Linked DNA regions of Mus musculus: region 1 is linked to region 2. Evidence: chromatin loops called from intact Hi-C (ENCODE). Cell type or tissue: gastrocnemius. All regions are shown on one strand. Links, peaks and the distances in the headings refer to the core of each region. The heading gives the core; the rest is flanking DNA. Region 1 holds the start of Gramd4 (GRAM domain containing 4). Region 2 holds the start of Lncppara (long noncoding RNA near Ppara).

Region 1 (16,137 bases), core at 4,041-9,040, 340 kb after region 2:
TGTCTACACTGTCAGACAAAAGCCTGTCTTCTGGAGAGACACAACCAGAGAAACCGCTGGAGCCAGAGATCAGCCACAGACAGTCCTTTTGGCAGAGCAGAGTGGTGAGCACTGGGCGACTAGGGAGAAGACATAAGACTGTCAGGTTGTAAGCTTCAAAGCAGGCTCATTTCTTAGGGAGCTAGTGGTCCCCTAACCTGCCTGTCAATAGAGAGAGCCCACTAGGAAATGTGGGCAACTGCTTCTGAATTCTCGGTAAAGATATTTCAAAATGACAATAATCCCCCTCAGGAATGTATAATTATAGGCCAGTTTTCTGCTCTCCAGGTACTGAGGTTAAATTCACACTCTGCTCAGAGACAGGGAAATCCCAACTCAAAAAATTAAAGTGGCCCCATATTAAAAGCACCCCATTATAACCAGCAGAACCCAAATCCTTCCTGAAGGAGAGATCCCAGTGAGGCCTCAGGATTTCTCCCAAGGAAGGCCTGTCTAATGTGAATTCATATACAAGGAAAGCAGCTGGAAAGATGGCGTGGCAGGTAAGGGTGTTTGATGCTCTTACAGAGGACCTGGTTTGGTTTCCAGATCCCAAAAAGCAGCATGTAAACATCTATAACTCCAGTTTTAGGGGATCCAATGTCCTCATCTCTACAGGTACCTACACACATGTGGTGCATATACACACCCAAGCTCAAGCACACATGTACAAGAAAAGAAAAGAAAAGAAAAGAAAAGAAAAGAAAAAAGAAAAGGGAAGGGAAGGGAAGGGAAGGGAAGGGAAGGGAAGGGAAGGAAAGGAAAGGAAAGGAAAGGAAAGGAAAGGAAAGGAAAGGAAAGGAAAGGAAAGGAAAGGAAAGGAAAGGAGCCAAATGTGGTGGCCTAATCCCAGCACCCAGGAGACAGAGCTGGACGGAACTGTGAGTTTGAGGCCAGCTTGATCTACATAGTAAACCCCAGGACAATCAGAGCTGGATATGGTCTCAAAATAGTGAGACCCTGATAGAAAAACAAATAAACAAATATATGGAGAGATACATAAGGAATTTTATTTCAGTTGGAGCCAGTGTGAGCTGCCAAATCTATAATTTCCTTCTTTTTTAAAAATTAACTTTATGGGTATGAGCGTGTTTGCCTGCATGTGTGTCTGCCTATATACTACATGTGTGCCAGGTGCACATGGAGCCCAGAGGAGGATGTTGGATCTCCTGGGACTGGAGTTACAGACAATTGGGAACCCAGGTTCTCTGGAAGGACAGTTGAGTGCTCTTTTATTAAAGAATTTATTTATTTTATGTGCCCTGGTCTTTTGCCTGCATGTATGTCAAAAATTGGAGTGACAGACAGTTGTGAACTACCATATAGGATTGGGAATTGAACCGGTGTCCTCTGGAAGAGTGGCCAGTGCTCTCAACTGCTGGGCCATCTCTTCAGCCCCCAGTGTTCTTAACCACTGAGCCATTAATCCACCATGAAGCATGAGAAAGTGCCAAGACAGGGAGGAGTGCGGGGGTAGGAGGTGGAGGATCTTGGCCAGCTGGGGGTCAGGAAGGCTTCCCAAGGAAGGGATAAGAATGACTGCTCTTGCCCAAAGTCAAGTGAGCTGGAAGTGGGGGTATAGCTGGCAATCCCTTGCAGGTCCCAGCTGTCTTCCAGAGAACTACTGTAGCACATGACTCCAGGCCTAGTCTCTGCCTGGGTAGGTCAGAGACACCCCAGCTCAGCTCTCAGCAGCAATTCATTTCTGGGGGACTCAGGTCACGTGGCAGGAGGTGGAGACCAGAACAGAGTAACTCCAGCTTCAAGACAATCTGATGCTCTCACTCTTCCGGCCTCCATGGGCACACACACACACACACACACACACACACACACACACACACAGAGCAAACACATACACACACACACACACACATACACACACACACACAGAGAGAGAAAGCAAACACATAGAGACACACACAGAGAGCAAACACATAGACACACACAGAGAGAGAGAGAGAGAGAGAGAGAGGGAGAGAGAGAGAGAGGGAGAGAGAAAGCAAACATATAGACACACACACACAGAGCAAACACAAAGACAAACACATAGACACACACACACATACACACATACACAGAGAGAGAGAGAGAGCATACACATAGATACACACACACACACAGAGCAAACACATAGATACACACAGAGCAAACACATAGACACACAGAGAGAGAGAGAGAGAGAGAGAGAGAAAGAGAGAGAGGGAGGGAGAGAGAGCAAACATATAGACACACACACACACCACAGAGGTAAAATTTTTTAAAAATCAGGTAAAAGAATAAAAACAAATCTTTTTAAAATTAGGGCAATTTCACTTTCTATACATGTATATACGTAACAGAGTGCATTTATGGGTGCATTTTTAAGAAGCTTTGTAGTAGGCTTCTATATATATTTTTGAAAGGTCTTTGATGTCATTTACCCCTACCCATAACCCTCCTCTAACCTACCCTCCACCTCCCTACCTGGTATAACACTTCCTGCTCCATTATTCTCATTTAACCATTTATTCTATTCTGTACTCTATTGCCCCTCCCTTACACGTCTCTTGGCACGGCTCCTTAGTAAGCGCCTGGCCTCAGTGGATTCTCTAAATGAAACACACACATACATCTCAGGATTCAAAGCTAACATTCCCAGATGAGAGAAAACATGGTGTTTGTCTTTCTGGGCCTGGGTTACCCCATTCAGAATGACTGCTCCCAACTCCATTAACCCACAAATGGCATGATTTTGTTTTTCTTTGTAGCTGAATAATATTCCGTTGTGTAAATATACCACATGTTCAATATCCATTTATCATGATAGACGTCGAGGCTGTTTCCATTCCCCGGCTATTGTGAGTAGAGCAGCCATGGCTGTGGATGAGCGGGAATCTCTAAGTAGGATGTGGAGTCCTTCCAATAGTTGATTCATGTGGTAGATCCGTTTTGTAGGTTTTGAGGAGGGATCTCCACCCTGATTTCCATGGTGGCTACATTATTCTGCTTACTGGTTAACCATCAGTTAATGAGGGTTCCCTCTTCCCCTGCTGGCATGGTCAGTCCCCTCTCCCCGCATCTATGCTAGTATTCATCATCATGATCTTTAACCTTAGTATTTCTGACCTGGATGAGATGAAACCTTGAAGAAGTTTTATGTGGATTTCCCTGAAGCTAAGGATGATGAACATTTTTTAAAAAGTGTTTCTTAGCAATCCATAACTTATCTTTTGAGAACAGGGGTTTGCTTGTTTTGTTTTTTTGAGACAGGGTTCCTCTCTGTAGGCTGTCCTGGAACTCACTATGTAGACCAGGATGGCCTCAAACTCACAGAGATCCACATGCCTCTGCCTCCTGAGTACTGCGATTAAAGGAATGCACCACCACTTCCCATAAAGAACTCGGTTTAATTCTATGCCCCATTTAAAATGACTTGTTTTCTTTTTTTGAGATTTTGATTTTTTTCTTTTTTTCCCCATTAACGTACTTATTCACTTTCCATTCTGATCACTGCCTGCCCTGATCTTTTCATATATTCTAGATACTCTCTATCAGACATCTAGCTAATAAAAGGTTTTTAGTTTGGTTTTTTTCCAGTCTGTAATCTGCCACTTTACTGGAGTAATGGTGTTCTTTTCTATTCAGAATTCTTTTAGTTTTATGAGGTCCTGTTTGTTAATTGTTGGTCTCAATACCTGAATACTGGGATCATGTTTAGAAAGTCTTTTTTACTGTGCTAGGGAGTTTAAACATATTCTCTACTTTCTCTGATCTCAGAGTTGGTGGTTTGAATATGCTTGGCCCAGGGAGTGGCACTATTAGGAATAGCCTTGTTGAAGGAAGTGCATTACTATGGGGGTGGGCCATCAGACCCTCCTTCTAAGCCCATGGGAGCCAGTCCTCTAGAGGCCTTCAGGTGAAGATGTAGAACTCTCAACTCCTCCTGCATCATGCCTGCTTGGACGATGCTCCCACTTGATAACAATGGACTGAACCTCTGAACCTGTAAGCCAGCCCCAGTGAAATGTCCTTATAAGAGTTGCCTTGGATAGCTGGGCATGGTGGCACACGCCTTTAATCCCAGCACTCGGGAGGCAAAGGCAGGTGGATTTCTGAGTTCAAGGCCAGCCTGGTCTACAAAGTGAATTCCAGGACAGCCAGGGCTATCTATACAGAGAAACCCCGTCTCGAAAAACAACAAAACAAAACAACAACAAAAAAAGAGTTGCCTTGGCCATGGTGTCTGTTCACAACAGTAAAAGCCAAACCAAGACACAGAGATAGAGTATCAGGTCTATGTTTAGTCTGTAGTGATTTGAATATGCTTACTCCAGGGAGTGGTACTATTGGGAGGCGTGGCCTTGTTAGAGGAGGTGTGGCACTGTGGAGGCAGGGCTTTAAGGTAATATATATATATATATATATATATGTATATATATATATATATATATATATATATATATATATATATATATACATACACACACACATATATACACACATATATACATATATATATACACACATATATATACACATACTCAAGCTCTGCCTAGTGTGAGACACAGTAATCTCCCGCTGCCTTGGGATCAACATTAGAACTCTCAGCTCCTTCTCCAGTTCCATGTCTGCCTGGACACTGCTGTGCTTCCTGCCATAATAAGGCCTGAACCTCTGAAACTGTAAAGCAGCCTCAATTAAATGTTGTCATTTATAAGAGTTGCCTTGGTTGTGATGTCTCTTCACAGCAACGGGAACCCCTAACTAAGACAAGGTCCTTGATCCATTTGGAGTTGAGTTTTGCGCAGGGTGCGAGGTAAGGACCCAAGTTTCATTCGTCTCCATGAAGCTGGGCAGTTTGATCAGCACCACGGTTTTTCCTTGGAGAAGAAACAAGCTAGATAGAAGATGGACTACAGCACCAGGAAACGCTGCACTAAGCAAACTGATCGAAGAACTTCATACTTTATTCTAGACTCCCTATAAATAGAACCCCCAATTAGCGTTTGCACTGTCAGCTGGTAACTGCTAGAATAAGGATTTATGCAAAGCCTTCTACACACAGTAGCTTACGACTACTGAAAACAAGTGCAGTCCAGGTAGGAAAGAAAACCAACCTGACTCTAAATTACACAGAGTAGCGACAAACCTCCCCACTGCTTGGGGATGTAAAACATTTCATTTAAAATGTTACCATTATGATAGACAAAGTAGCTCTTATAGTGCACAGGATACATTCTATAGCCTCCAAGCTTACATTTTTATGGTCAGGCTCACCAGGCCCAATTGTTACACATCACAATCAAGTCATAACCAATTTATAGAAAAAAGAGCCTGTGCTTACTTATTCATCAATTCCGGTCCTTAATGCCCCCCTTACAGGTCATATAGAAACGGGCATCACCAGAAGCAAGAAATGCTGCCATCCCTCCTGCACAGCGGTCACTCGTTCCCGCTGAGTCTCAGTGCTCACGCCGCCCATCCAGAGTGACATAAGCACAAGGCAGCCGATTATAAGCAGTTTCTTATAGAAAAGGTCACAAATGAAAGAACTTTACAGGAAAAATTACAAAATGCCATTAAAAACTACCTTGGGGACTGGAGACATGGCTCAGCGATTAAGAGTACTCCTCTTCTGAAGGTCCTGAGTTCAAACCCCAGCAACCGCATGGTGGCTCACAACCATCCGTAAAGAGATCTGACTCCCTCTTCTGGTGTGTCTGAAGACAGCTACAGTGTTCTTAGATATAATAATAAATAAATCTTTCAAAAAAAAAATACCAACCAAACAAACAAACAAATTACCTTGGTCTCCACCCTCCATGTATCTGGCAAGGTGACTGGATGCCTTTGGGCATGCTGGTGACTTCCACTAATGTGATGGCATATGGACACTGCTTCAGGTGACACTTTGTCAGCCTCCCGGAATACACTGGCCATGTTCTACAGTCACAGGCCGGTTCTGAAACCCTAGGTGAGTTCTCTTGGCAACTTCTGAAAAGCATTTTAGGGGCCAGGAACTGTGCCAAGAACCATAGGGAGAGGGGAGACCTGGAGTGATGGCTCAGTGGCTAAAAGCACTTTTTGGTTTTTGTTTTTGTATGTTTGTTGTTTGTTTGCTTTTTAAAACTTTTTATTCTTTGTGAGTTTCACATCGTGTACCCTAGTCCTGATCATCTCCCCATCCCCTTATATCTGCCCTTCCCTTGCAATCTTCCCCCACCACCAAAATAAAAAAACCACACAACCAACCAACAACAACAACAACAAAACAAAGAAAGCATCTCATCGTGGAAGCTGTAGTGTGTTACAGTGTGTCCCACAGTATATCCCTTGGTGCACACATCTTCACTTGCAAATGTTCATTGCAGTGAGTCATTGGTCTGGTTTGAGATCTCTAGTTTCTGTGACACCATCTTTATTGGATCCTCAGCGGGGCTCTTCCCAGTTTTCCTGTGGTACCCTGTGTCAGGGAGATTCTGCAGCAGCGGATCAGCAGGACTTGGCCTGTCACATGTCCCAAATGTTCTCAGATGATACAGATTTTGGGGTGGGCCAACTAGATGCCCTGGATCTGGGCCTGGATGGCAGCTGAGCTGACCAGTATGCTGGCACTTCCTTATCTACCCCACCATGTTGAGTTCTTCAGCACTATGCCAGCTAGGCCAGCCAATGCTGCCATCAGGAGGAGGCAGGGTCAGCTCTCCTGCCCGTGCACCCCCCCCCCCCACTCACACCCACACCTCCAGAGCCAACTCCACTGTGCTATCCAATCAGGACACGGGGCCCAGTCTCCCAAGTGCTATAGCCAGTAGAAGGCAGGCTAGCACTCTCACTAAGAGCACTCGTTGCTCTTGCAGAGGACCTGGGTTCAGTTCCCAATGCCCACATGGTGGCTCACAGCCATGCATATCTCCAGTTTCAAGAGGTCAGATGCCCTCTTCTGACCTGTGTGTGCAATGCACACCCATGGTGCACATACATGCAAGCAAGCAAAACACTCATACACATAAGATAAAAATAAATACATCAACACACACACACACACTTACAAAAGCCTACGCACCCTGGGCCTGGAAAAATAGCACAGCGGTTAAGAGTGTTTGCTGCTCTTGCAGAGGACTCAAGCCCAGCTCCTAGCACCTAAATCACAGTTACTTGGGGCTCTAGCTGCGGGGAATCTGGTGTCTTCTAGCTTTCTCAGGTTCTGCACTTATGTTATGTGCTCATACCCCCACACAGACATACACATAATTTAAAAAATAAAATAAATCTCTGTTTTACTAAACGTTCCCCCCTTTGGTTCTGTCCATCTCAAAACGTGATGCAATGTGTTTATTCATTAGGACTGTTTTAATTTCATTCACTCTAAAATTACTTCCCTTTTTTCTCTCCAATTACCTCCCTGCTCTTCCGATGTACGGTCTTTGTCTAATCGGTCCGTCTGTGTTCTCGCACTGGTGAATCATGCTATCCTCTCATAGTCCCGTCATTTTCGGGCTTCCCCTGGCTCCAGTTCCCACTGCGGGATGGCCTACGTTTTCCGTGCTAGACTTCAGTCAGCCTGCTGCCTCACTATCCACACAGGCTGTTTGCATGGCAATCTGTTATCTCCCAAGATGCAACTGTAACTTCCCTTTCCTGGAACTAGCTACATTTCAGTTCTCAGTAGCCACCTGTGGTTAATGGGCACACCCTTATAGAACAGACTAGCTGTAGAACATGTCTGTAATTCTAGAAAGCTCTGTAGTGTATAGCGTTGGTCTATAGAGTCCTAAAGGTTGCCTTACGAGGACTTTAGATGGGGCCTGGCTATCACATTCTGTCTACAGTTCCTTTTTACATGGGAAGTTTCCTCTGCTCTCAAGGATCACAGGGACCATGAAGGCTGTGCTGGCCATGGCTACCTGTCATGGATATTGTCGTCTTGTGCCGCCCCCACCCCCACCCCGCCCTGTCCCCTCCCCCGAAGCTGTTCTTCATCCTTTCCTTTATAGTTCTTCCACAGATCCTGGAGATTTGTCCTGTCTGCCGACCTCCACCTCCTGCTTCTGGAGACTCCATTCCTTTGCTTCTGTGGTCCCTGTCCTTCTTCAAGTAGACTGTCCTAGAGGACTGGGAAAGGACGGATCCTCAGGAAAGACGCCATGTCTGGGCTCCTCCGTGCCTTGACTGTCCACATGGTCGGATCTTCTTGCACCCTGCTCCCCAAACCACCAAGAACCACAGGCCAAGAAGGCCCCTCCTCATCCGTGTCCAGCCCCGTGAAAGCTGCTCCTAACAGCTGGCTTTCCAGAGGTCCCTGCTGTCCACTGTCCCATCCTCTCCCTGCACACATTCTCTAACAGCCTCTGTGCAAGCTCTCCCTTCGCCCACAGTTCACTGCCCCAGCCACCCTAGTCCCTGTTCTGGTTCACTGCCCATGACCCTTCATTTCCTCTGCCAGCTCACCACCCCCACTATCTCACTGATCCCAGCCCCTCACCCCCCTGCACTAACTAGCTCACTAACCCAGCCCCCCAGTTCCCTGCACTGGCTCACTGCCCACGACCCTTCATTTCCTCCACCAGCTCCTCACTACCCTGTTGGCATATTTTTGAGCTACTTTATTGAGTTCTTATGTCTACCACCCTTCCAGCCCTCATTTCACCCTAACACTAGGTAAGAGAGAAAGAAGGTTAGAGGAGAAAGGGGGTATAGACCACTTTAGACTACTGCTTGCTGACTAGGGGTATTGAGTTTCATGGGGCAAGTCCAACCTGCACTGTCAGAATATCTCCAATCAGCACACCAGCAGAACAATCCAGCAATCCAGCACAGCAAATGCAGCAGCAGGAACCAACAGCAGCCACCGGCTTTCTCAAGAGTCCCCAGAATTCCAAACATAGGCTATCTGCATGTGCCAAAAATCACACCCCTCGATAGAGCATGAGAGAATCATTAGCGGCTGTGGACAATCTGAAGCAGCCACATCCCAACACCTGGGATTAAAACAAAAACATATTCACATAACATAACTGGGTTTTTTAAGAAACCAAAATTCTCACTCTACCACCTCACGGGCTCACTGTCTTCAGCCCCTCACCCCTGCACTTACCCATTGCCCCATCCCCTCACCCCTGCATTTACTCATTGCCCCCTAGCCCCTCACCCCTGCATTTACTCATTGCCCCATCCCCTCACCCCTGAACTTAATCATTGCCCCATCCTCTCACCCCTGCATTTACTCATTGCCCCCAGCCCCACACCCCTGCATTTACTTATTGCCCCATCCCCTCACCCCTGAATTTACTCATTGCCCCATCCCCTCACCCCTGAATTTAATCATTGCCCCATCCTCTCACCCCTGCATTTACTCATTGCCCCATTCCCTCACCCCTGAATTTACTCATTGCCCCATCCCCTCACCCCTGAATTTACTCATTGCCCCATCCCCTCACCCCTGAATTTAATCATTGCCCCATCCTCTCACCCCTGCATTTACTCATTGCCCCATTCCCTCACCTCTGCATTTACTCATTGCCCCAGCCCCTCACCCCTGCATTTACTCATTGCTCTATCCCCTCACCCCTGCATTTACTCATTGCCCCATTCCCTCACCCCTGCATTTACTCATTGCCCCATTCCCTCACGCCTGCATTTACTCATTGCCCCAGCCCCTCACCCCCTGCATTTACTCATTGCTCCAGCCCCTCACCTCCCCTGTACTGTCCTGGTGTCCTCATCTCCCCACCTGCTCATACACTGGCCTACATATGCCCTCAGCTTTCTAAGTCCAGTGTTGACTTGCACCTGTCCCAGAACCTAAAGATCCTGAAGATTGTCACCCCCTCCATGGTCTAACCTCCTCAGATGCCTTCTTAGGTTTTAAAATCAAAGGCTCACACCAGGACAGGCCTCCCCTCCAGTCCTCTGGCCCTAGTGAGCATGTCATAAATGGTTCACATGTGGGTCTTTCATCCCCAGAAGGTCTTCATGGGTCAGATCTGCTGGCCATGGACCTCTGTGAACAGCTGTAGAGGGAGCAAGGGGTAGGGAAAAAGTAAGGAGGCAGCCATCATCCTTCAAAGTAAAGAAACAAAGGCTTTGAGACCTTTCAGGGACTGGCCAAGGTCACCAAGCAGGTGAAACTCAGAGCCCAAACTAGATCAGGGCCAGCAATCTGTCCCAAAGTGGACACAGTCAGAGGTACAAAAAAGAAAGACTCTGCTATGTGGTCCCAAGTTGTGCCTGTGTTTGGCAGGCTGCTGGGTAGGGAGAGGGGTAAGGGGTGGACCCCAATAGGCCATCCATCCATGAGTGCGACTTCTGTCTTCTGTGATGTGATACCACCTGCAGCCACAAGGTGGAGCACCTGCCAGCTCTAAAGCCCTAACTTGTTAAGAGGGATTTGCAGTTTACCATCCCTAGCTCCCTCATCTCCCTCCTGAGCACTGGCTCACTACCCACAGCTCCCATGCCAGGCAGGCAGCTCAGAGCCTGCTTTCTGCCACCCCACAAGACCTGACAAAGCTGTACAGAAGACCCTCTATTGCAGGAGTAGACCCTCCAAGGGTCACAGCCAGAGTTGGAGATGCTGGAGTAGAGCCTTCCACGTGTCAGGTCCTATCACACCCATGTTCCTTCCAAGATGCCTTGTGATGCTGTCATGGGAACAACCTAGAACAGAGTGTACCTAACACATCAGGGTTGGGGTTTCCCCTGAAAAACAGCTGTTACACTGGTGGGGCCTCTGACTTCAGAGTACATTACTTCAGGGCAAGAAAATATGTGAATTGGGTTTCTAGATGACATCTGACCATTTACTGGGCCCCCACTCAGGGAGTGCCTAGAATGGGGAGAGGAACAGGCATTGTGCGCAGACACACATTTATCTGCCTGCCGCCATCAGACTATACAGCCCTCGCTGCTCAGCCTTCTCAACTCCACCTTGCAGACTCTGAGTCCTGATCTCCCACAGGCCGCTGCTGCTGCTTGCCTCTTCAGTGGGAAGAGACTAGGGGCTGAGACCCAGTCCCAGCTGCTGTCTGGTTACAGAGAGCAGCTCGTTCCTGCACCTTACAGTCATGGAAATTAAGGCTCCAGGACAAGATTTCTCAACCTGTGGGTCACAACCCCTTTGGGGAGGGGGTGTCACATATCAGATATCCTGCCTATCAGATATTTGCATTATGATTCATAACACTAGCAAAATTATAGTTATGACATAGCAACAGAATAAGCTTATGGTTTGGGGAGGGGAGGTCACCACAACATGAGGGTTGCAGCATTAGGAAGGTTGAGAACCACTGTTCTCGGGCGTCCAAAGTTTGTGTGAGCCATGTCACATCAAGATCAGTGGAATAAGCCAGGCTTGTCTGATTAACTTCCTGTCCCAGGGAGGTCCTGCCTGTCCCAGGGGAGTCCCGTAATAGTGAGTCCCTCTCCTCTCCTCTCCTCTCCTCTCCTCTCCTCTCCTCTCCTCTCCTCTCCTCTCCTCTCCTCTCCTCTCCTCTCCTCTCCTTTCCCCTCCCCTCCCCTCCCCTCCCCTCCCCTCTCCTCTGACACTCTTCTCTTCTGCTGTGGAAATCAGAAGACAGTGGACACCCAATGTTCCTCAGGTCTCTGACATGAGGCTTTGGGGACCAAGAGGGTCCAGCTGGCCTCAGAGTGTTAACAGGTTCTAGCTACCTTCCTATAGATTCCAGTGAGGCCCAGGGGCTCAGAAGCACCTACTGGTCTGGCTCTGGCCTTTGATAGATATCCCTCTGTATCTAGCTCACTTTGAGCAGAGAAGGTGGGGTCAGTGGATCGCAGTGTGTGCGTGGCCTTTCATATCAGGTGGCTTTTAGGACAGCGGGTGGAAGAGAGATTTCCTTACTGTACAAGGTCAGTTCCTTTTCACCAGGGTGTGGAGTGAGTCTCTGCCTTCTCTGTCTCCACATGGTCATCCCTTTCAGTCTGTGTCCTGATTGTCTTTTGGTAAGAACCAGCCAGATAGCTGGGCAACGGTGACTGACACACGCCTTTGATCCCAACACTTGGGAGGCAGAGGCAGGTGGATCTCCTAGTTCGAGGTCAGTCTGGTCTACAGATTGAGTTCCAGGACAGACAGGGCTACACAGAGGAACCCTGTCTCAAATACTTCCTCCCCACGCAAGAACCACACAAACTAGACTGGAGGTAGCTCATGTGGCCCCATTGGCTTTTCTGGCCTCTGTAAAGACCCTGTCTTCAAATGCAGTCCTGTTCCGAGGTCTGGTATATTAGGACTTCAAATATTCAGATTTGTGAGACACAGTCGGGACCACAATAGCCTTTATCAGTTAATGAGGGGCCATGGTTGTGAGGAGCCTCTGAGTAGGTGGTGGTCATGGTAACCCCAAGTTCTCCTAGGGGTAGTGTCTGTCCAAGTCTGTCTTCTAGAATGTACTTATTGACCAGTTTCATTCTCCACCAGGCAGTGCCTGGGAATGGGTACCCAGTGAATGCTTGTGAGCAGGAGGGGAGGGATTAGAGAAGTCTGGCTCCATTGTGGGGCTCATCCTGGATACTCATGCAAAGAACATTCCTGGGCACCCTCTGGGTTATGCCAGGCTCTGGCTGTTGCGTGTATCTGCTGGTTGTCTTCCTGATGCGGTGATGCTATGGCCTCTGGTGGCTCAGCTTGACCAGAAGCCCCAGCATCTCCCAGGCTCCCTTCCCATCACCATTAACACATGCAGGCTGAACCGGAAACAGCAGAGATGGAGATATGCTACAGGAATAAGGCCAGAGAGGATTCTCCCCTGGGGTCAGGAGCTGAGGGCAGGGCCTGTCTACAGAGGAACAGGAAGCCAGAGAGAGTGACTGGACGTGAGGGGCAGGGCTTCCTGTAACACCTCGCATAGAGCCCTTCTGCAGCTGTGCTGGCTGGCTTCAGGATGTCCTGTGTGATAGTGAGGACCTGCCTGTCATGCCATCCTCATGAGTGCATGTCAGGGACTTACTTTTCTATTGCTTTGATGAGACATTATGACCAAGGTGACTTACAGACAAGTGTCTAATCTGGGACTCCCATGGGTTAGTCCGTTAACTATCACGGCAGGCAACATGGTAGCAGACAGGCAGGCATGGTGCTGGAGCGGTCGCTGGGAGCTTATACCTTGAGACACAGACATGAGGCAGGGAGAAAGTTAACCAGGAATATGGGTTTGTGGAACCTCAAGCACACCAGAAACACACCTCCTCTAGCAAGGCCACACCTTCTAATCCTTCCCAAACAATGTCACCATCTGGGGAACCAAGCATTCAAAATATGAGCCTATGGGGGCCATTTCTCATTCAAACCAACCCACCTTCCATCGAGAGCCTACTCTATAAAGCCAGCTCAGATCATAAAGCCTTTCTGAGGGCAGAGCCCTTCAAAGTAATCACGTGCCACATGGGTGTACTGGGGATTAAGCTTGCAATGCAGGGACTCTGGAGACACACTTTAACTTCAGCAGGGAGGGATCCCTACATGAATGCATCGAACCTCTCCTGGTAGAAGCTGCCCAGCTGAGTTCACAGGAGAAGGGTGGGGAATGACTCCCGAGAACTCTGGCTTCCTGGGAAGCTAGAAACATTTTCTAACTGGGCGACTGGTCAAGGGAGGCTTTGTGGAGCTGAAACTTTGGAGTTAGCTTGGAAGGTTGGGTAGGGCCAGAGTGGAGAGGCTCCCCCCTCCTCCGCGCCCCAGGGAGGATATGGTCTAGGCAATCCTGGAGGCAGGAAAGTAGCACTTGTGCTTGCAGGGGGCGGTGGGGGTGGGGCGACGACCAGAGTCCGGTTTTGCTGTAGGACAGAGAGGAAGCAGGGAAAGCCAGGGGTAGGAGGAACCAGCGAGATTGGTGTGGCATTGGGCTGGGATGCCGCACAAAGGTGACTCAGAGGAGGTTCCTGCCCAAAGTAGCTCTCATCTTGCCAAGACCAAGCCCTGCAGGCAGCTTAGCCTGGCATCTCACACTGCCAGCCAAGAGCCATTGGACAGACCTCATGTTGTGCTACACATGGGCATTGCTTCTCACTCTGCATTCAGAGAGAGAGAGAGCTCACCTACAGGAGCCTCTCTGGATGCCAGCCCCAGACCCTGGGACAAAGGCCTGTCTGGAAGGTAGGCAATGCTGGAGGACAAAAGGGGGCCTGAATCCTGCCCCCACCCACCCCACCCCCCAGAAAGCTTCAGAGTCCTTCAGCATTCCTCAAATCTCCTGGGGTGCTTGAGACATAATAAGGTGGGGGACAGTTCTGGATTGAGAGGGTTGGAGGTGAGGTCGTCAAAGCCCCGCAGTGCAAGCGGGTCATGTGGTCACAGGTCTAATGTGCTGTCTCCACTTGCTGATGCTGAGTTTGCTACAGTCACCCTCGTACCCTACAGTGGACCTCCTAGGTCAGACCCCATACGGTGCTGCAGGTCAGTCCTCCAACCAGGCTAGGGCCTGGGGTTCTGGAGGGTGTGGTCTTTTACCAGGTTCATTAGTTATCTTTCTGGGTCCTTGTCAACCCTGGTTTTTGAAAGGCGAGTCAAAACGGGGGAAGTGACTCCTGGAGGATCTCTTTTCCTTTAAGATAGTACTAGAGCTAAAGTAGGCTTCCTATCGCTACGGTGACATTTAAAGGTATGTGGCATTCCTGGTTAGGTACTGAGTGGGAGAGAAGGGAGGAGTTGCTCACTGCCCTCCAGGTGGAGGTTCCATGTCCTTTTCCCAGTGTGGAGCTGTGCTCTGAGTCCAGCCTGGCGGTGCCAGGACAAGTATTTCTACACCAAGCGCGGGTCTCCATTTGGCAGTAACCGTCAAGCCAGTTCGCCGGGAGAGAGGTGACAGTGGAGTGTATCCTTGTGCTCGGTTGTGCCCGTGGCTGCGACTGGCAGGCGGCCACGCGTGCGCGTGGGCACGCGCGGCGAGGACCCACGTGGGTCACCCAAACAAAGGCGGCGCCGCGTGATCGGGCGCGCGCGCGCGCACACACCGGGCAGGGAGGGCGGGGAGGCGAGGGGGCGGAGCGGGGCGGCGGCTTGCGCAGGCCCGGTCGGGGGGCGCGCAGACTCCGCGCAGCAGGACGTGAGCGCGCGACGCGGCGCCGCCTCCGCGCTCGTGGCCGGCACCCGCGGGGCCGCGTAGTCCCCGCTCCCCGGCGCCGCTGGGCTCCCGGGAGGGCGGCAGGTGCAGCGCGGCCGGGTGGCCGGCCAGGGGGGCGCCGCGGCGGCGGGTGGATGAGAGTTGGCCCCGATCATCCCGCAGGGTAAGCGGCGCGCACGCGGACTCCCACACGGACCTGGGCGACGCTGGCCACGCTCTGTCCTAGCTGCCGGGCCGCGACCCCGTGTGCCCACACTCTCACTCGGTGGCCCACAGCAGCGACCCTCCCTTCGGGGAGCAGCGCGGGCGCGCCCCCGCACACACGCTCCCGGGGCGCGCGTCACGGCCGCCCCTCGCGCGTACCACGGGCGCTGTGCGGGTCAGGGTCCTGGTGGGCGAGAGGCAGACGTCGATGGGACGCAGGGCCCAAACTATGATGTGGGGGAGTCATTAGATGGGTCACCATGCCTAGGCCGCTAGCGGGGGGGTCAGGATGAGGGCACAGCAAATGTCGTCCTACTGACCCACTCTCTTGGTGGTGGGGGAGGACTGAAAAGGAGGAGGGCTGTCCAGGCCGGTGTGGCCCAACAGATGACCCGGGGAAAAGTTGTGGACGCTTGCTCCCTTTCCACACCCTGCTCTCTGTTATATCTTTTCCTTTCATTTGGAATTAGCCTATGGGATTCTGGGGACAGTTGGCACCTGGGCTGGAGCTTAGGCCTATGTGTTTATACAACCGTTAAGGTGGGGTGCTGTGTGGCAGTCCCTAACCTAAGACTTCATCTGTCCAGAGCGGGACCAGCACCTCTGAAGGGTGGAGAGGGACTGACTAGTCTGGATGTTGGTTCCCCTGTGGCCTTCCTACCCGTGGCCAGGGTAAGAAGCAGGCTTCTAGGGCCAGAGGCAGAACCTTGTACTCTTTGGAACTTCCCATTTTCAGAGATAAGAGAGATTCAGTTTGGGGGGACCTTGTTCAGAGTGGGTTCCCTTCCTGCCTTGCCTTGTGTAGATTAGGGACAAAATTAAAGGTGCTGAG
Region 2 (16,137 bases), core at 4,385-9,384:
GTGGCGGCTGGCAGATGGCAGGGCGTCTGCTGACTGCTCACTCCCTGCCCGCCCCGCCACTGGCCCTCCTCCAGCCTGTCCCCACTGGGTCCCTGCAGTCTCTTTCAGGACCCCTTCCTTGTTACCCCTTGAGAAAGGAGTCATTTCTGTGGGTCCCAAGCCCCAGGCCCGAGGCCAGGCTGTTTCACAGGTGGGCTTGACACATCGGAACGCTTCCCAAATATGGAACTGGGCCTTTTCCTTCTCCTTCACAAATGGCTCTAGAGATGACCAGAGATCCAGTAAGGGTGACCCTCCCTGAAGTCTTGTGGAACCAGCGTAAGTCCCCCACAGGTAGAGTAGAGCTGCCCTGGAACTGAAGAGACCATGATAGCCATGCCTGCCACCAGAGTGTGGAGAGGCACTGTGAGAGGAATCGGCCTAAGACAGGCACCTGTGGGTCAGCCTCACCAGAGCAGAGCCAGCACCCCCCTGCCCCCCCCCCCCCCCCCGGGGAGCAGGAGCCTTGTGGAAAGAAACAGGAAAAACAGGTCAGCGGTTCCTGGCAGACGGACAGACCAGAGCAAAAGCCAGGAGGTGGGAAGGACCTGGGAGATGGCCAAGGAGGGCAGAGGAGGCTTGCCCAGGGCATTTCGAGGCTTTGTGGGTTGGGGGCAGGGCTGATGGGCGCAGTGGGAAGGATCCGAGAAAGGGTGTCAGCGTGACAGATAGCTCGGCTGTCTTGGGAGCCCATGCGAGGCTGGTAGTCAGGGAGGGGGCTTTCCCACCCTGTGTGTCCTCACCAGACCCTCAGTAGCCAATGGGCTCATCTTCCCATCCTTGAGTCGTGGTTGGGGGAGGGGGGTGTTAACAAGGCCTGCAACAAAGCACTCCGGCTTGACGGACAGAAGTGGGCAGATCCTTGTCTCCATATTCTGTACCCCAGGCTCAGCTCCAGAGCCCTTCAGCTGGCCAGGCTTCTCCCTCACTGTCCCCATGTCCCTGCTTGGCCTTCCTTCTGTCTTACTAATGGCTCTGCCATGATGATTTGGGCCCGAGGGAGGTAGGATAGTGACTTGATTCATGGTGTGAGTCTGTAGTCCAGTGAGCCCTTTCTCTGGGTCTCTGCTCTTTGGGAGAGTTCAAGCCCCATTTGCCCTATGTCCTAGGGAAGTTGCACGCGGGCCACTGGCCACCCACAAAAACACGCTTGCCCACCATGGGTGAAGTTGGAGCATAGTCTCTGACCCACATGCCCAGCACAGGGCTGAGCTTAGAGGCCGTTCCATCCAAGGCTTTGCATGCAAAGTGTCACCAGGCAAAAGGCAGACTGGATGAAAATGCCATTGTGCTATAGGATCTTAAGGAGTGGCCAGGGGAGGCCACCAGGGGCCAGGCTTTCTCCCTTCTGAAGTTGATGATCATTGCTTTTGTTTCTAACCCCCAAGGTGGTCAGGAAGTGGAACCAAGCAGGAAGTTCTGCATGCCTATGGCTTCCCTGTGGTAAGTAGGGCCCCAATGTCCTTCCTCTGGAAAGTAGGGAGACTTGAGAGTAAGGAAGGCTAGGGTCAGAGGCACATCCCTGCCAGTGCTCCAGGACCTGCCCTCAGCTTAGATGTCTTTACCTAGAGGCTTTGTGCTCCCCCCAACCCCTGCCCTCAGTATTGTGCCCCACCCCACCCCCCAGCAATCTACCCCAGATGACACATCTACCCATGATATGATATGGTGACTTTTGACCCCGTATCGGCCTACTTAGACTGGGCATGGCTTAACAGAGGTGCAGTTCCATTCATCACCAGCTCCAAGTGGAAGAGACGTAGCCTCCCAACCTGAGGACAAGGTCACCGAGCCCTGAGAGACCTCTGGGGACCTCAGCATGAGGTCCCTCTCTTTTCTCTGTACCCCGGGCACCATCACTTAATCCCCCCAGTGTGATCCTGCTTCCCCCAGGCCAGGCCACTTGGTATCAATGGAGGATCTGCCAGAAGGTCTTGCCTAGAGAAAGGCCAGATGAGGGAGACAGAGGCACATCTGTTCCCGTGTTGGGCTAAGGCACAGTGCGTGGTGGCCCACTGTCCTTGCTAGAACTAGGGTGCTTGTGTCCTGGTGTTTCTCTACCATAGCTTGGGCTCTGCAAGGCTTCTGTTGCAATGAAGCCCAGATTCAGGGAGGCTCACCAAGTGCAGAAAAGGCGCTTTGGGGCTGACACAGTGGCATACACCGGCCTCCTGCTGCTAAGTAGAGTGGCTGAGAATCCCCAGGGGCCAGCCAAAAGGACCCCACGGAAATGCATGATGGTGCCCAGAGTCAGAGGGGCCAGTCTCGACCTTCCAGCCAGACCTGCCCACGTACTTGTATCCTGACAGCCAAGGGCAGAACCCGAAGTGTTGAGAGACCTGGGGTTGATGTCTGACCTCTTTCCTCCTTCAAAGTGCTTCTGGGGGCGGAGAGGGGGAGGGAGGTGCTGGGCTCAGATGGAGATGACCAATGTGGTCTCTAGCTATTCCACCACATCCGGGCACAGCCTAAGAACCGACGAGATTAACCATGGCCAGTCAAGCCTACAGAGAGGCTAAGCAGTGTGGGACACCCCTCAGCCTTCTCACCTGGGCCACCCATCATAGATAGGATCACCAAAGGGGCCCTTCACCACTCTCTTCCCACGCCTCTTCTGCCTTGCTGCCTCTGCAGGGACCATCCTTGAGGGTATTTGACCTGCCTGTTAGTGAAAGGGTCCAGGCTTGAGGCAGGGGATGGCACCCCAGTGGCTCAGATTTCCTTCTGGGGCTTGGAAGATTAGTGTTTCCTATCATCACAGGCCTGCCCACCACGGGCCAGGCCACACCAGCGCTCTGGGAACCTTGTTCCTAAGCTCCTCTGCCCCATAGACTCCGGATCTGGGGCCACAATGTGGACTTAGACCTAACGGCTTCATTTTGACCCAGGAGTTTTGGACTTGTCCCTTGACCCTTGGCAGAGAGGAAAGGAGGCGTGACAGTAGACGCTAGGGCTCATGCAGAGAGCAAAAGCTGCCTGGCTTCCTAGGTCTGGGCACAGGGCTTCCCTCCACATGCTGGGCAAACCGGTCTGAGGCCTGAAAGAAGCAGGTCTTTTTCCCTTCTGAGAGCAGAGCTACCTGAGACCAGAGACTGAGCCTCAGTTTCTTCAGCGATCTCTGCTGGCCTCTGGAAGTGCTAGTCGTTAGGGACAGACTGGCCATGAGTGTCCAGCCAGGGTCTGCACTTGCGCCCGGCTGGCCACCATGGGGAGTTAGGCTGCCTCCCACAAGGAAAGACTGTTTTGAGCCTCCCCCAGCAAGGTCAGCTCAGGCCACCCTGAGAAGAGGGAGGGACAGAACCAGAGCCCACGAGGGGGGGGCTCTTCCTGCCTAAGGGGAAGAGGGTACATGCCCAAGGCTACTACTTAGCAGGAGTCCTGGTGATTCTACTACGCTAGAGTTGAGTGGACAGAGGCTGGGTCTCAGCCAGGTGGACACTGGAAGCACCCTGGACCTTGGTGGCCTTTAACAAATGACACCCTTCCCCCATTGTGGCCATTCCTGTGCTCAGTGCCCCGTGCTTTCTCTCTCTTCTCCCCGTTTCCCCGTCTCCCCGTCTCCCCTTACTCTCTCTGTGATTTTGTTTAAATGTCCCTGGCCCATTTTGAGAAAATCCCAGTCTATTAATACCCTCAGCACTGAGCGGCCTGTGTCGGGGGTGGGGGGTGGGGCTCACCATGTCCCCAGCTCTCCTTCTTCCTCTAGGAGGGACCTCAAGAAGCCACAACATCCAGCTCTACGCCAAGACTGACTGACGGCCTTTGGGGTGAGGTAGTAGGTTGTATGGTTTTGGGCTCTGCCCCGCTCTGCGGTAACTATACAATCTACTGTCTTTCCTGAAGTGGCCGCAATATCTGCAGTGGATACAACGGCGGCCCTGGCTGGGGAGACTGAGGGAGGGACAGGGGGGTGATAACTACCATGCAAAAAGAGCCTGACAGAGACCTTGGATAGTCCCTTGACCTCTCTGGGCTGTTACTCATCTGTATAAGGGTTGGGGCATAGCGATGAAAACAGACAGCATTTTCAGGGCACCTTCTCTCCCTGGCCCACACTGAAGGGGCCTTCCTGCCCCTGGCCCCATATCAGACCTGTGCTCACAGGTCTCCATGAAAAGAGGGTCTGGACTAGACCTTCAACTATGTTCCAGAGTTGCCCAGGCTTTCCAGCGCAGGGTCAGGCCTCTGACGAGCAAGCGTCTCTTCCGAGAAGAAATTGAAAAGGAGCCATTCTTAGCACACCCATGAGTACAGCCTGCAGATGGACCGTGTAGGCCACTGTCCCCTGTCCCTGGGGCAATGGGTTCAGACACCAGAGGCTTCCTCAATCTGTTTGGTAGGCACAGGCCTTTCTCACTGAACCTCTGTCTCCACTTCCCCCTCCCCCACCCCGCCCTGTGCCCTATGGCTCTAGTGGCCTGTGGCCAGGGTGGGTGGGGAGCGGCTGGGCCTCCTCCAGAACACGGACACCGCAGGGTGAGGTAGTAGGTTGTGTGGTTTCAGGGCAGTGATGTTGCCCCTCCGAAGATAACTATACAACCTACTGCCTTCCCTGAGGCGCCCAGGGACACAGCTACATGGAGGCCCCCGCTCAGCAAGCTAAATGGAGCCACAGATTGGGTGGGGGCTATGACGTGGGACCTGGGTATAAATAAAGGATGTTCTGTCATGAACTTACAACTGGTCTTTGGTCATTTTGGAAATACGGAGACTGGCCGTAGAGGACATGAGATCGCCAACCACACATTGACACGTTTGCATGCATGAAACATTGCCAGCAAGAGCTGCTCTGGGTAGTGAACAGTACCCTCCCCTCATCTTCCATGTGCCCCTTAGTGGCCCAAGCCCTGGACACCCAAGCCCCTCCACATGAGTGGAACAACAGACCCTATGACTCCAAGTCTCAGAGCACAGTACTGGCTTCCAGTGTCCCTCAGCCTGTGGTCCTAACCAGATCTGAGAAATTCCTGGCCTATTGTCCCTTCGTGCCTGCCTCCCTTGGGACAGTATTGGGACGGCTGTGGATGTAGCTTTCTAATCTTGGGCCAAATGGTCATATACCCTTCTTCCAGGGACCCCAAGCCTTCATTCAGGTGGTGGTAGTGGGGTGAGGGTCAGCCCTCAGCTAGTGTTAGCTTAGGAAGGTAAAGTCCTAGTCTTACCTGACCAGACACCAAAGGCCTCCCTCGTGGGTGGATACCTTGACCCTGATGTCCTGGCCTTCTCCCCATAATGAATCCCCCGAGTCCCAGCTCCCGTCCTGAACCCAATCTGCCTCAACTCTGCATATCCACACACCTCCATTGACGCACCTAGGCAGACCAAACACCCCTAGAGCCCCTCTATATCCACCCTCAGCTACCAGACCTCTCAAACTTAGCCAGCCATTTCCAAAGATCTGATACTGTGCTAGCCCCAGGGTTGAGAGTACCCAGAGGGACTCTCTGAGTACTCTCTGAGAGCAACAGGGATGGCTTCCCAAAGTAGGGGCTATCTGAGCTGGGTCTTGATGGCTGTATAGGAGTTGGCAGCTAGAGACACAGGAGTGGACACTCAGACACTCCGTGGCATGCCCCATTGTCTCCTCCCTGCTGTCCTTTGGAACATCGATGGTGGATGATAAATTGTCACCTTTTTACCTCTCTTTATCCTGTAGTCAGTGGTGAAGTCTGTTGACTCTTGCTATGCCTCCAGCCCTAGAGGAGTAGTCCTTCCTCCCCTCCCTTGTGCAGAGCTTTGCCCACTCTTCATCCCTTGCTGAATTAGTTAAGGTTTTACTGCTGTGAGCAGATGCCATGACCAAGGCAACTCCTATAAGGACAACATTTAATTGGGGCTGGCTTACAGGTTCAGAGGCTCAGTCCATTATCATCATGGCAGAAGAATACCATGACATAGGAAGAGCTGAGAGTTCTACATCTTGTTCCGAAGGCAAACAGGAGAAGACTGGCTTCCAGGGAGCTAGAGTGAGGGTCTTAAAACCCATATCCACAATGACATACTTCCCCTAACAAGGCCACACCTCCTAATAGTGCCACTCCCTGGACCAAGCATATACAAACCATCACACAGCCTACCTTCCATACTCTTCTGCACAGCCCAGCCCCCAACCCTTCACCCTCACACAGGCCCACCCTCTGGCTACCACAGCCAGCTGTGTCTGTGCAAGCAGAATGACATGCTGGCCAGTCACACCCACCTCCTGGCTCCTATGCTGCAGTGGGAGATGGCCTCTGCTCTGCAGAGTTCAAGTACTAGGGACACAGGACAGGACACACGGCGACCACCCAGTGGGGTAGCGTGGGAGCATCCGAGAGCTCTGAGGTGCTCTGCAGTCAGGGTAGCTTCCTGGAAGATGACCTCTGACATGTCCTGTGCCCCTCTCTACATTCTGTTGGCTCTTCTCTGACAACTGACTGTCACTAGAGATAGGGGTGCATGTGGGGATCAGGGTGGGTACGACACAGCATTCAGCAGAGTGGAAGTTCTGGGGTGCAGGGGAGTGGTTCAGCCCAGGGAGACCCTGTGCTCACTTCCCCACTTCCACAACCTACAAAGGAAGCAAAACACTTCCACTTAGAGGGTGGAGTCAGGATTCAAGGGCACCCCAGATTGTGCCTCAGGGAAAGTACCCAGGAAGGTCCTGGTCCCTGGCCGGCCTTCTGCTGCCACCTGCTGGCTAATCTAAGAAGTGACTCCTGGGGTTGTTAATCAGGAGCCAAGGAGATGCTGCAGGCTGGAGGTCCTAGGATACAACCCTCCGGGCAGGCTGGGACTGTTATCACGATGTGCATAAGTGTCTTTGAGGACAAGGTAGTTCAAGACCAGCGAGGAGAGCAGGCTGGACCTTGGGTGGCCCCAACACATGGAAACTGGGCTCCACACATCAGCTGGAAACCCAGGCAGCATGCAGAAGCCTCGCTGAGTCTTACAGAAGCAAGACTTGCACATCCTTGCCCCACCCGGGATGATTCTCCAGAGATAGAGGGTCTCCTGGGGGTGACATCCGTAGCAGTGGCAGAGCCAGCAGTAGCTGGCAGGAGGGCGGAGGTGGGGGTCTCAGGAGTCACAGAACTATATCCAGCAGCTTGAAGCTGAGACCCACGAGGATGTCAGTGCCCCTAAACAGCCTTACTTCCTTTAAAAATAAAGAAAATTGAACACAAATATCAGATATGTAATATATAATGAATGCTACATATAGTATGATGATCAGTATTAATACATACTATGTTTCATAGAGTGAACCCAGGCACACGTTCACTGCTTCCTAAGAGGAAGATACCCAATCCTGTGCAGAGTGACCCAGCAGGAGTCCCTGTGAGGTTGTACACATCTGCCTACACCACTCCTGACAGACACATACCAGGGGGGATTTGTGGTGTGTGTGTGTGTGTGTGTGTGTGTGTGTGTGTGTGTGTGTGTGTGTGTGTGCAGAAGGCTGTAGAAAAGCCAAGCTTAGGCCCAGGGGAATATTTCTGGAGGCAGCTCTGGGAAGGCAGCCCTGTTTCAGTCAGGCTCCTGACCCATCCACCGCCTCCACTGGGTGGTGTGCTTCCCAGCAGCGACACCGTGTGGCAGCAGGAGACCATAGCAACCAAACTGATCACACGCCCCGCCCAACCTCTGCTCCACTCAGGTGGTGATGGGGGCGGGAGGGGGGGGCGGGTGGCGGGGCTCTTCTGGCCTCTGCCATCCTTGGGTTCAAGGATAAGTCAGGGAAGGCCTATGTGGAGGCCAAGCTGCAGTTCTCAGTATGCCCCTGAGCCTGCCTTGTCTCACCTGTCTCCACTCTGTTCTTTGTAAGACACAGCTGTGTAAAAGGCTGCTGGGGAGTCCTTCCGCATCCCAGGAGAGAGCAGTGAGCCCAGGTCACAGCTTACCAGCACCCCAATCAGGTAAGTTTTGCCCCTTATGAGGCAGTAGCACACACACCCCTCCAACGGGCACCAGGGAGCCAACCTACGGGGGCTCTTGGCAGGAAATGGACCATCCTAAGACTGAACCAACCGACGTGGGGAGAAGGTGCCTGCGTCTTTGGAGACCTGAAGATGAGGATGGCCAAGGCGAGGGAGGGAGGGAGGTGGCTGAGGGGAGGCCGCAGCTTAGGAGGCAGCTGTGATGGCTGACCCGTGGGTCTTTGCATTTCTGCGCCCATGACCTTCTGCCCGTTGCACACCTGTCCTGTGGCATTTGGTAGGCCTGTGTCTCTGGTGTCACCTGCTGAGACGGGCTGTAGCACTGGAGAAATGCCTGGGGCCAGCTGGGTGAATGCAGCTGATCTCTCTGAGCCCAGTCCTTCTCTGGAACAGAACAAAGTGGAGACAGCAAAAAAAAAAAAAAAAAACCACACTAGTCAGACCCAGGACAACCAGAGAGCTGAGATACACCAGGGAACAGAGCACCGTTGGCTCTCTGACTTGCTCATGGGCCCAAACCTCAGGACAAGGGCAAGGAGGGACTGCCAATCACCCCACCCCCATATACCTTCCCAGATGCCCAAGTTCATTATACACATCCCTGACCGCCTCCTTTTGTCCTGCCCAGCCAGGACCCAGCCAAAACCCCCACTTTGTGTGAGCCTAGGTGGAAAGCCAGGTTGCTCTATTCTGTAGGGGCGGCTCTCTGCGGGATGGAAGCAGAGGCACAGGCTATTGGTGTAAACACAGGAATGGAGGCGACATACCTTTAGGTCTGCTTCCCACAGACAGTACAAGCTCTAGAGGCCACCTTCCTGAGCTGGTTTCCTGGTTATGGAGTCTGAGGAGCAGAGCTGGAGCAACCTTCTCAAGGCTACACACCAGGCTAGGAAGCGTGGGTACGGAAGTCCAGGTCTGTCCACCCACATCTGTCATTGTCTTGCCTGCCCAGCCACTGGGCACAGTGAAGGGGACAGGCATTGAGGGAGGGAACTAAGGAATCTGGTCTGTCCCAGCTGCCCTCTTTAGCAAGAGGAAAGTAGCCAGTGCTCACTAGTCTGGCTTCCCAGGAAAGAAGCAACCGCCCTGGGTTTGAACTGGGACGAGGAAGTGGTCTGCCTTTGAGTTTCAGGCCCTCTAGCATCTGGTCCTAGGCATTGGACAGACCTCTAGCTAAGACCACACTGCCACCAGTATTGGGGGGGAGGCACTGCCCTCTTGCAGTCTCTGGAAACCAAAGTGGTGTGTCTCCTGCCTCCCACCCACCCCTTCTCTCCTCTCTCCTTCTCCGGCTGGGCCTCACTCACCAAGTCTACCCCGAGCATCTCCCTCCTGGCTCTGTCTTCCGTTCATTCCCTGGATCAGCTTGGTATGAGTCCAGGGTCCAGAAGAGCTTCGAGGGAAACACTCTTTTCTTCCCTCTGTGTGTTAGACCCAAATGGCTGGCCTGCAGCTGGGCTATGCTGACAAGGACTGTGGATATGATGGCGTTGAAGGTTCAGGGAGGGGGAGACCGGGGAGTGTTCGAGGCCCTGAAGCATGGGAAGGGCCCTTCCAGGGGGAAGGGCCCTTCCAGGAGGAAGGGGTGAGATTGTGTGGATATGGTGGCGGGAACAGCCACCGAGCCTCCAGGAGGAGGAGAGAAAATGGGACTGGACAGAGGCCAGGCCAATGTCAGGAGGAGCCTTTGTGAAGTCGGGTGGAGTTGACAGGGGCCCTGTCCTGTGGACTGAAAACACTGAGCATAGGGATGCTGAGCAGGGGGTGAGGGTCGACCAAGTACAGGAAATGAACACAACCAATGCTGAGATTAAAGCAACCCTGGGATAGCCCAGTAGCCCTGAAAGCCCAGCCAGTGTCACTGCCCTTAGCGGGTGAGAGGGGCTTGTCTACAGGCCTCTAGGAGGGCTGAGGTAAGCTGTGGTGAGCCCTGACAAGTGCTCTACCCTCCACACCCATGAGCCAGACACAGGAGGCCTGCTAACAGCCCCTCAGGGCCCCAGGCATTTGCACCCCAGGGCCCCACCCTCAACATCCACACTAGGCCCTAGGGTGCGCCAGGTGTAATGACATCAAAATCCCTCCCAGGGCAGGCCTCTCATCCTCTCCCTGCTTGTTTCTGCTAAGGAAAGGAGGCCTGTCTTCCCCCTTGCTTAGCCATCCCTGCGCAGCAGCTGGGCCAATGAGAGAGGCAAGCTGATTCTTCTCAGTAGGAGGTTTCCCCTAGTGGTGGCTCCCAGCAATGGCGGAGTTCCTCAGACTAACAGCCCCCGAGCTCACTCTTCAAATGGTACTGGCAAAGTCCTCTAGCCTAGGATTCCAGATTCCCACCTTGAGCTCCTGCCCTGACTCTTCCTGATAATGGACTCCAACCTGTCAGACAAAACCCAACCTTATCCTGTTATCTATAGTCAGGGCTTTATCACAGCAAGAAACCAAATCAGAAGGGCAAGTAAATTAAAGGGGTTGTGTTATGGGTGAAGTGAGCTCAGAGCCATTGGAGAATGCAGAACAGCTGGGAGCCTGGAACAAGGCAAGGAGGCAGCTGCTGGCTCTTTCTCTTTCTTTCTCTCTCTCTTTCTTTCTTATAATTATTTATTTATTTTATGTATGGGGTACACTGTAGCTGTCCTCAGACACACCAGAAGAGGGCATCCAATCCCATTGCAGATGGTTGTGAGCCACCATGTGGTTGCTGGGAATTGAACGCATGACCTCTGGAAGAGCAGTCAGTGCTCTTAAGTGCTGAGTCATCTCTCCAGCCCCCAGCTGCTGGCTCTTGTAAGGGCTTATGAAACACTCTTGTATTGTGAGGATTCCTAGAGTTTGGGGGAGGGGTGGCAAGACCTGCCATGAACTGGCCCCAGTCGGCCTCCCTCAATCTGCAGAAAAAATTTCGGGGTTCCCATTACAGGCGGGCATGGAGTTGGCGATGAAAAAGGTGACAAACGGACACAGACACAAGGGAGTGCTGTATCTGGATGTATTTTCACAAAGCGAACACCGGGCTTTTAATACAGAAGAAAAACAAGAAGGCTAGGCGAATATATCTGTCAAGGTACACTGGTTCTTAAAACAAAACAAAGAAAATGTATACATAAAAAGATGGCAGAAGCCAGGCAGTGTTTACAACTGAGAATATGAACAACCCTTAATTAAGATCAGCTAAACACAGGAGCCTGGCGAATGTTCTGAGGCAATGCTGGTCTATTGTTAAACCCACCACCAGGGGTCCTTTAGTAAATACCTGATTATGCTATTCCTCTGGGACTAGTGAAAAACCTGCACCAGGGGTATTCTGTTCTACTAACTGTTTTATGTATAGTACTACAACCCACCTATTTCCTAGGCCATTGTGTATTCCTGTGTTTGGGTGTGACTGGGCTGTTGTCCTAAGTAATTACTATGCAGATTAGCCCTGAGCTTTCCTAGCTCTATACAAGTAAATTGTAATGCCTGATTATCTTCACTGTCTCTGCTAGAAGTAAATTTGAGTGTTACTGAATAGGTAACATTCTTACTGAATTCCAAGCTTAGGGTTGGCTTCAAGGACTTTCTAGGACATTGGTGAAGGCCAGGGCGTAAAATTCAACCTGATTTAAGTACTTGTAAAATCATTACTTGGAAGCACCTATAATGCAAGAAAGTACACAGATCCATACACCAGACTAATACACAGGGTTTGAGTATATGGGCTATGGGAATGCCGAGGTTCCAGGAGCCTAAGTTTCCGTGAAACTCTTTGTCTCAGGACTGCTTCCAGGTTTCTAAACCTGTAGTGCACTACTGGAGTGAATGTAGCAAAGACCTTTCTTTCTTCCTTCCTTTCTTCCTTCCTTCCTTTCTTTCTTTCTTCCTTCCTTTCTTCCTTCCTTCCTTCCTTCCTTTCTTTCTTTCTTTCAAAAATATTTATTTATTTACTTGTTTATTTACTTATTTATTATATGTAGACACTGTAGTTGTCTTCAGACACTCCAGAAGAGGGCGTCAGATCTCGTTATGGATAGTTGTGAGCCACCATGTGGTTGCTGAGATTTGAACTCAGGACCTATGGAAGAGCACTCAGTGCTCGTAACTGCTGAGCCATCACACCAGCCCGGGAAGACTTTTCTAAGGTGTACAGCTCTGCTCCCCCCTCCACATGCCCTCTCTTGGAGTCATGCAGTAGTGAGCCACTGGAGGCTCTGACAAGGTCTGTATAGGGGGAAGCTGATTTGGTACCCTCATGCTCCCACAGAGCAGAAGCTATGTCAGGGGCTTTAGTCAGCAGAAGTCTCAAGTGGGCAGAGAGTCTTGAGAGGTTGCAGGCCCTGTCCTCAAACCAAAGTGGACCCCCCCCCGAAGCACAGCAGATAGTGGTCCACCAGTGAGAAGCCGTGGCTGCTCAGGGGAGTTGCAGCCCCCATCCCTTCCCCTGTACATGGCCATCTAGGGAGAGTCTCAGGCTGCCCAGCCCTGGGTGGTGGCCTGTCCTGTGGGGATCCAGCCTTGAGGAGGCTCAGGAGTAGCAGAAGGAAGGGCACCCGGGTGCATGCTCAGAGCCAGGTGCCACTCAGTGCCCTAAGTTAGGCCCCAAGGCAGAACAAGGCAGGGACTCCAGACACAGAGCTGAAGTACTTGCCATTTCCAGATTCAGGCAAGGCCCCTTGATCATCAGTGCTGCCCTGTCTCCCTGTACCTGGGACTTTGGGGGATGTAGAAGTCTGGCTTCCGAGTGTGAGGCCCAGGTGTAGCCCATCTGTCCCTGGTCCTGATTGGCTTTGCTAAGTGTTCTGGGAATAGTGGGTTTTCTCAGCTGTAGTTTGGTCAGAACTGGGAGAAAGACTATGAGAGACAGAGACAGGGGCCTGTGGGCCTTGTAAGGCTGAGCCAGTGGCCTCTTTTATCCCCAAGACACTGTAGCCTGGACACTCAGCCAAGCAGAAGCTGGGGGTGGGGGAGTTACATCGTGAGCCTAGGTGGGGTCGGAGAGCTCCCAGACCTTCTGCAGGCTGTAACAAAAAGGCACAGGCTTGGCTTGCTTTCTATTTATTGCTGTGGTCAAAACCATGATCAAAATCAACTTGGGGAGGGAAGAGTTTCTTTCATCTTATACTTCCAGATAACAGGGAGGCCAGGTCAGAAACCTGGAGGCAGGAGCTGAAGCATAGGTCGTGAAGGATTGCTGCCTACTGGTTTGCTCTCCACGGTTTGCTTAGCCCACGTTTCCAATGTCTAGGAGTGGCATTATTAGTCGTGGGCTGGGACCTCCTACATTAATCGTTAATTTTTAAAAAATGCTCTAAAGAATTGCCTATAGGCCAGTCTGATGGAGGTATTTTCTTAATTGAGGTTCCTTCTTCCCAGATGACTGTGACACGTTGTCAAAAACCTAACCGGCACATACTGGTAACCTTTTTAATTTGCCACTCCAATCTAGGCAGTTTTTGTCCTGTCCACCAGGTGGCGCCCTGCACTCGCTAATAGGCCCATAGTAAAAGGCAGGCAGTTTGGGTGCTGTCCTTAGCCGCCTCCTCTCTGTAGATGGGGAGACCTAATGGTTCCTGTGAGGTCTCCAGGTGTGGCGTCCTCTTCCAACCCACATGAACCCCTGCCTCCACATCACTTCTGCAGGGTCACGGGAGTCAGAACTCCACCCCAGCTCACCACAGTGTTCTGCCTTTCTGAGTTTCCCCATCCATAAACAGACATCCCTACTCTTCCCTAGTTTGAGAGAACTAGCCATTGCCCCAAAGAAAGCCTGTTTAACCTCTCCAACCATCCCTATCTTCTCCCTTACTCTTCCATGTACCAGCCCCTACTGAGAGGGATGTCCCCAGGAGGGCTGTCACGCAAAGTGGAGGGTGCTACCAGGTTTAGGCTGTCTACAGGTCATGTGACTCAAGGTCACACTCAGCAGGAGGTGAAACAGTAAGAGAAAGGTGGGGGGACCCTGCGGACCACTGGTCTCAGCAATGCAGTGGTTCTCAACCTCTGGGTCATGACCCCTTTGGGGGCTGAACGACCCTTTCACGGGACCACTGGAAAAGACAGATCTTTACATTATGATTCATGACAGTAGCAAAGTTACAGGTAAGATAATAAGATAGTCCACGATGATAATTTTATGGTTGGGGGTCACCACAGCATGAAGAACTAACTACTGTATTAAGGGTTGCAGCATTAGGAAGGTTGACACCCACTATGGTGGTGGGTGGGAGGTGGCCCCAGTACAGAGGTAGAGGTTGGCTCTCACCTGCGCTTCCCAGATGAGGATATCAAGACAGAGAAGCCAGTGATCAGGGACAGTGATCTCCGAGAGGGTCACTAGGCCCCAAGGGAGGCTCCAAAGCTCTGGACCGGCAAAGATGTTGTGGTAGGGAAGGGAGGCAATTCAGGGACAGCCTTGTGACACAGATAGGAGGAAATCCTGGCACCTTGTGTAACCTGACTGGCCCATGTCCCACTGAGGGGAACCTGCTGGCCTGTTCGTGCCAAAGCTCAACCTCTCCTATCACTGGTGTGCTCACTCCTGGTGCCAGTGTGACACTCTCCCTCCAGCCTTCCCTGCCACAGGGGACCACAAGTGTATAGTCTCAGCTCACACCAGGCCCTCCTCTGGTCAGCTTTTCCCGGCCTCCACTCTCAGCCTTTGTGAACACGAATCGCCTGGCTGTCTGGGAGCTCTCCGATATTGCATCTGTTTCCACATCCTGATGTTAACTCCCAGCTTAAGGATGAGAATGTTGGGGTGCTGTGGGGTGGCAGGGGATGCATTGTAAAGGAGGCCAGACCTTCCTAAGGTCTACAGCCTGCAAGGCACCCATCAAAAGCACTTGTGGGGTTGGCGAGATGGCTCAGTGGTTAAGAGCGCCGACTGCTCTTCCGAAGGTCCTGAGTTCAAATCTCAGCAACCACATGGTGGCTCACAACCACCCATAATGAGGTCTGCCGCCCTCTTCTGGTGTGTCTGAAGTCAGCTACAGTGTACTTACATATAATAAATAAATAAATATATCTTTAAAAAAAAAGCACTTGTGGCTGTGTATTACATAAACCCTGGCTTTGCCGCCACCTGCCCTGAGTGACTTCTCATCTCCAGGGAGCCTCCCAGACTCCATCTCTCTCCTCCTCTCTGCCCCAGCTCTTCTACCCAGATGCCCACAAGTCCTGCCACTAGGAGGCTTGGGAGTTACTGGGACAGAGGGGAGCCAGTCACAGACAGGAGACCTGTCTGTAACCCGCAGGGTGAGAGTGCAACCATATGCACTGGCCACCACCCCAGAGAGGCCAGAACCTGGCACTGAGTGTCCCTCTCTGTTCCAGAGCTCCCTTTGCCACCTTCTGAGTGGATCCAGTGTGTCATGTGCCATGCAGTCTCAGAGGAGTCCTGTTTGGGCAGTGAGAATCACAAGGACATAGGTGGCAAGAGCCAAGGAGACTCATGCTGTGGAGGAGGTGCCTGCAATAGGGCCTGGTTGGAGCTCCTCTTTAACGCCATCTTCCCTACTCCTATCCCCTAGCACCCACTTAGCATAGAGCTGAGACTCAGCGAGCCCAGGCAAGTGAGGTAAATCTTAGCCTAGGCTCTAAAGGATGAATAGGAGTTCGTGGAGAAGAAGAGAGGCATGTCTTGTGAAGGGGACAGTGGGCACAGAAGTAGCAAAGGTCTGAGGGAGGGCAGAGACACTGTATACCTCACACTCCTGTATAGATGGGTAACAAGGACACACGGGATGGATAGAGGGATTGAGGCTGCTCTGTCCCCTGTCCCGCCAGGCCTTGGCCACATCTCATGCTTCCCTGACTAAGCCTTCCTCAGGGTGCTCTGGCACGATTGATCATCAGCTTCTCTCACCTCCCCACACCCCGCTCTTCCTTCTAACAGACTCCTCCCTCCGCTTGTCCCTCTTCTTGATGGGAGACATTTTGACCACCACCACCCTCGCCCACCCACTGGGATGCGATCCTTTCTCTCTGGCCTCCATCCTTCATCCTTCTCCCTAACAGCCCTGGGCGGCATCTTGAAAACCGGCCTTAGTCAAGCTATCTATCCCCTGTTGGAACCTAGATGTGAATGGGACTGGGCTCAAGACAGGTATCGGTAGCTGGACCCCCAACTGCTTAACCTTCTGGTAATGACCTGCTATTTTTAGGTGGCCATGTGGGACCACTCTGGAGTGTTATTACCCATCCCTAC

Evidence for each region. Peaks named below come from ENCODE experiments on the same cell type or tissue, not always from the same donor. Only the 100,000 strongest peaks of a DNase experiment are listed, where the experiment ranks them.
Region 1: it touches region 2 in a loop (2.5-fold over the local background); 20 of 42 quality-filtered maps call a loop at or near these places.

What each region holds. Positions count from the first base shown.
Region 1 is chr15:86,043,698-86,059,834 of GRCm38, forward strand. Gramd4 (GRAM domain containing 4) reads left to right here and starts at 15,065. Exons shown (of 19, transcript NM_001379572.1): 1 at 15,065-15,264. The coding sequence starts at 15,236. It overlaps Gm41375 (a long non-coding RNA gene), which reads right to left and starts at 14,919. Exons shown (of 3, transcript XR_875536.2): 1 at 14,695-14,919; 2 at 13,033-13,144; 3 at 9,870-10,034. In gastrocnemius, for the core only: a CTCF peak has its summit at 6,844 (motif pointing right); DNase peaks (open chromatin) are centred at 6,001 and 6,689.
Region 2 is chr15:85,702,809-85,718,945 of GRCm38, forward strand. Lncppara (long noncoding RNA near Ppara) reads left to right here and starts at 965. Exons shown (of 2, transcript NR_110483.1): 1 at 965-1,482; 2 at 3,746-4,716. Mirlet7b (microRNA let7b) reads left to right here and starts at 4,511; the gene lies at 4,511-4,595. Gm34622 (a long non-coding RNA gene) reads right to left here and starts at 9,131. Exons shown (of 3, transcript XR_384306.3): 1 at 8,726-9,131; 2 at 8,219-8,342; 3 at 6,063-7,177. Mirlet7c-2 (microRNA let7c-2) reads left to right here and starts at 3,795; the gene lies at 3,795-3,889. In gastrocnemius, for the core only: CTCF peaks have their summits at 6,718 (motif pointing left), 7,624 and 7,824; DNase peaks (open chromatin) are centred at 4,463, 5,342, 5,519, 6,265 and 4 more places; H3K4me3 peaks cover 344 bases; H3K27ac peaks cover 3,006 bases.